Regions from separate parts of the Homo sapiens genome. Here region 1 is linked to region 2. A link is an interaction called in ENCODE POLR2A ChIA-PET data of the cell type or tissue named here. Cell type or tissue: CD4-positive, alpha-beta T cell. All regions are shown on one strand.

Region 1 (2,500 bases), 100 kb before region 2:
AAGGGAGACCTTTCAGGAGTGGACCCTCAAATGTCTTCAGCCTGAGCCCGAGCCCGAAGGCATTCTCCAATCTCACCCACATCTAAGGAAGTGACCACGGTGCAACCAACCAACATGGCTATGCAGAGACGCAGGCCAGGGCCCCCAAATTCCAGGCTGTTTTATGGGAAACAGCCCAATTTTCAAATATTGTCAATTAAATTTTAAAAACCACTAAAATACTGTGGTTGACAAACTAAACCCATCTGTGGGCTGACCAGGGCCCATGGACCTCCAGTCTACGATCTCTACCTGCTGCCTGTATCTTCTTTGTAAATATATTTTTGAACTCGATTGGTTCTCCCTTGGGTAGGTACTCAAGTCAACATTTCTCCAATGAATGAGTGAACAAACAGACAATGTGAACAGGGTGAGAGGAAAGGAGAGAGAAAAAATGATGATGAGTGAAGCCTGATACGAGCTGTGCCAGGGAGAGGGAACGCTGCCCCTTTCTGCCCTGAGTGGACTTCCACATGCGAAACGGTGCCCGGCCACACCTGTGGCATGGGCCTAGTGCTGGGGAGCTGCTGCAGCAGCGTGCTGGCAAGGATGGGAAGTCTGACCTGAGGAGGCAACTTCTTAAAAGGAATTGAAGATGAGTATTTTACATACATTTTAAATATTTTTAAGTAATGTAAAGAGAAGACCAAATTGTGTCAGTCAACCTTTAACTTCATGTTTCAGACCAGGAGACTGAGCTAGAGTTTCAAGACTGGAAATGGAAAGCAGGTTGCTCAATCCCTCTCTGTAGTCACAGTATGATTCTCTTCCATATAGAATTACAAACAAGATTAAGCAGGGCTGGTTTCAAGGAGACTAAATAAAAGGCCCATGAATATTTCAACTTCTACACTAGTCAGCTTCGTAATTCAGACTTGAAACCCAAAAATTTTGACCCATCTATTTTCACGATATTTTTGTTGCTGGTAATCCCTGAATACAGAGAAAGAGAACATGAAATAAAATCAAATAATTTTCCAGCAGAGAGACGATTTATAGAGGAGACCTGGGAACCACAAGGTGTTTATCTGCAACAACCTGGCTGACCAGTCAGGCCACGCAGGAGCTGAGCTCAAGCCAGAAGCAAGAAAAACAGAGAGAAAATGAAATCATTACCACCTGGTAGAAAGCAAGGACAAGTTGGAAAAAAAAGCCTGTAAAGGCAACTTGGGAATGTCCCACTATGCTGAAGTAATAAGCACAGAATTGGTGCTAAGCATCTGTGGGCCTCTGAAACTGCTGCTCTTTCCCTTTGCTGGGGACACTGTTCCTGAGTGGCCTCCCACAAGATGACCATTTCCAGGGAGGTCTCTCCTGACCACCAAACTCCCTGGCACTCTCTCTCTCATATCGCCTTGTTTTATTTTCTTCACCACATTTATCAGTGACTAAATGGCTGTATTCATTTCCTTACTTTCGGACTGATCTTGCAGCAGAGGGTGCATCTGTCTTGTCTCCTAATGTGTCCCTAAAACCTGCCCAGAGTCTAACACGCTAAGAGGAAGTCTGAATAAACGGTGACGAAACAGCACAGGCCACAGAGGAAGACGGTCTCTGGCATTCCGCAGGTCAAAGATTCCTGTTTTCTGTTACAAGACCGTCTGGGCATAGACAATATAGGCAGAATCCTTCTGCAGAAATGCTTTGAAATCACCCTAAAGATTCTCCACGCTTGATGGTTCCTCCTGATGGACAGCTTCACAGAAATGCAAAAACACAAATCCTCAGCCACAAAAACGCACTTAAGCACAAAAGAATACTGCTTCTAAGGCAGGAAATATTTTGAGTTTACTTTTTAAACATTTATTTTAGTCCTTCAGGATGCATGGCATCTAAGAACCCCACCCAAACTGATGCTGAGAAGTAAACTCCTGAGCAAGCAGCTGCCCAAGGCCATGTGTGGGGTGGGGGTGGCAGCGGAATCTTAATTCTTTCTATGTCAGAAAGGACTTTCTGGGTTTCAAAGCCAGGCATGAAGGGGAAAACTTTGGTGGATTCCTTGAAGGGTTAAATGTCACAGAGACATTTTAAATGCCATTTGGCCATGGACTTAACCAGTTTGCATATAAAAAGGGAAGAATATGAGAATACTCTCCTGGGCCCTTAGAACACTGCCTTTAACATCTGTTCTTCAACACGAAATAAAAATGTAATATTAAATGGAGAAAAGAGAGAGCCCTCGGGGGGTGGTGTAGAGGAAAGGAACCAGAGCCCACCGGCATGTGGCCATCTGTCTGTCAGTCCTGCAGCAGTGGCTGAGTGTTCATTTCCTGCAGGAGGCTCCTCTCCAAGCTGCCTGGGACTGATCTGCATGGCAGGGTCTTCGTGTCTTTCCTATTAACAGCTCACTACAGGATCTAACACAGTGTCTTGACTGTGTTCAATAACAATATGGTGAACAGGTGCATGGATGGATGACTGGATTACGCAGGCAGCCAAGTCACCTGCTGCCAGGTGGAAA
Region 2 (2,500 bases):
CTCTGTTAAAAATACAAAAATTAGCCAGGTGTGGTGGTAGGCACCTGTAGTCCCAGCTACTCAAGAGGCTGAGACAGGAGAATCACTGGAACCTGGGAGATGGAGTTTGCAGTGAGTTGAGATCGTGCCACTGCACTCTAACCTGGGCAACAGAGCGGGACTCCGTCTCAAAAAAAAAAAAGCACCCTAATTGAACTAATTGAACTACAGAACCAACAAAAAGTCATACCATCTCATCTCATCTTATCCATCCTCACATCCATCCACCCATCCAATCATCCGTCCATCTACCCATTCACCCATCCACCCTTCCATCTATCCATCCATCCATTTGTCCATCAATCCATGTATTCATCCATCTATCCTCCCATGCATCCATCCATCCATGCATTCATCCATGTATTCATCCATCTATCCTCCCATGCATCCATCCATCCATCCATGCATTCATCCATCCATTCTCCCATCCATCCACCGATCTTATTCATCCATATATCATATCCATCCATCCATCCATCCATCCATCCATCCATCCATCCAACCATCCACCAATCCATTCATCCACCCACCAATCTACCTATTCACCCTTCCATTTTATCCATCCATCTATCCATACATTATTCATTCATTCACTGACATTCAATACATTTTTATTTCATGCCTGTGGGATGCCAGGCATTGTGCTTGATATTTGGAATACAGAAGAAAATGAAAATGAAACAGATGTGGCCCAGCTCCTGCCCTCTTGGAGTAAATCTTACATTCAGGATAAACTGAGACAGGAAATATAGATCAAGTGATGTCCTAGGACACACAGAGGAGTAGAACTGGTCTGACTTAACCTTGGCAGCCCATGCTTATGAGAGGCTAAATATATCTCAGTGCTCCCTGGACTCCGGTCAAAGCACTCCCTCCCTCTCAGGCCTCTCCTCCAGAAGGAAGTCAGATGACCATTTCCTATCATGAATTCAGCAGTGTCAGCCCACTTACATCCAGGGCATGATTTTTTATGTCATAATAAGCCTAAAGGGTGGAATTCAAAATACTTTTGTTTATCACAATTCATGTGGTTTGGGGTTTTCTTAAATAAGACAGTGACAGGCACAGATACAGACATCGCAGGGTGTTGTGGTTCTGGAAAACACGTGCAATGGGGCCAAGGGAAAAGACAGCTCCTCTTGAAGTCAGAGGTGACTCATGAAGCACAGCTCTCTTTTTGTTTTCAGGATTCTGTGAGGTCCATGACTTTCCAACAGTTCTGAGTTTTGTCACTGCAGAAGGGCCCATGCTCTTTATCCCAAGGCCACCCCATGGGAGAGATGGGCTGGACTGCCAAGTGTGTTTCTGGATTCCTACTCATGGAGGCCAGGTTCTTTATGCAGCCTCTGCCTTACAGCGCTCCTCTAGATCAGAGCTCAGAGGATGGCCTGGCACAGTCAGCATCAGTGAAGGGGCAGGAGGAACATTAACGACCTGGAAAAATGCAATGCTAAGTGGCAAAAAGCTGGTTACAGACACAACTTATACAGCATGACATGATTTGATATGAATGGAACACTACAAAGACAAATACCCATTCCTAACAGCTGCGATGTTTTCTTCTCCAGCTCTGTAGTTTATATTGTATCTTTAGGTCTGTAATCCAGCTTGAATTATCTTTGGTATCAGGTATGAGGTACCTGCTGAGTTCATCTCCTTTTGCATGTGGATCTACAATTGCCCAGCACCATCTGCTGAACAGACTCCCCTTTCTCCATCAAATTGTTTATGCACCTGCGCTAAAAGTCAATACACCATATTGGTATGGGCTGTTTCTGGACTCTTTTCTAACCCACTGATCTATTTGTCTATGTTTAGGTGAATACCACATGGTCTTTTTTACTGTAGCTTTATAGTCATCCTTGAAATCAGGCAGCATGCGTCCTCCAACTTTATTCTTCTAATCTATTTATTTCAGTTTTGCTAAAATATTTCAGACATCCGGTATTTGCAGATAGTATGACATTTCCTAATTGTCCCTAACAACATTGACATTCATTCCTTCTTGTCCTCTAATTCTCGGCCCCTCTTCGTGTTTCTAGGAACGATTATCTCTCTAACGTTCCTTGTTCCTCTTTCCCATTGAGACCCTGACCGCCCTTATAGAAGGAAGCAATACACAAAACAAAGCACCATCAACCATTATCCAGGGCCAGTGGATCGCTTCTCCTCCCACGCCAGCCATCCGAGAAAGGCTCAGCTATGCATCTGCCCCACACATCACAGAGCAAGAGTGTGGTTCTGGTAATCTGTGGGTGTTTTTTTTTTTTTTTGAGACAGAGTCTCGCTCTGTCACCCAGGCGGGAGTGCAGTGGCACGATCTCAGTTCACTGCAACCTCTGCCTCCCAGGTTCAAGCAATTCTCCTGCCTCAGCCTCCCGAGTAGCTGGGATTACATGTGTGCGTCACCACGCCTGGCTAATTTTTATATTTTTAGTAGAGATGGGGTTTCGCCATATTG

What was found. Peaks named below come from ENCODE experiments on the same cell type or tissue, not always from the same donor. Only the 100,000 strongest peaks of a DNase experiment are listed, where the experiment ranks them.
Region 1: POLR2A ChIA-PET joins it to region 2 with 5 read pairs; 8 of 35 experiments call an interaction of 5 or more read pairs at or near these places.

Annotation. Positions count from the first base shown.
Region 1 is chr6:297,839-300,338 of GRCh38, reverse strand. All of the region lies in intron 1 of DUSP22 (dual specificity phosphatase 22), which reads right to left. Among named protein-coding and RNA genes, the nearest start is that of DUSP22, 6.6 kb to the right of the region's middle. In CD4-positive, alpha-beta T cell, no CTCF peak of the experiment used is centred here; a DNase peak (open chromatin) is centred at 1,558.
Region 2 is chr6:194,646-197,145 of GRCh38, reverse strand. All of the region lies in intron 2 of LINC03066 (long intergenic non-protein coding RNA 3066), which reads left to right. Among named protein-coding and RNA genes, the nearest start is that of LINC03066, 9.6 kb to the left of the region's middle. In CD4-positive, alpha-beta T cell, no CTCF peak of the experiment used is centred here; a DNase peak (open chromatin) is centred at 1,135.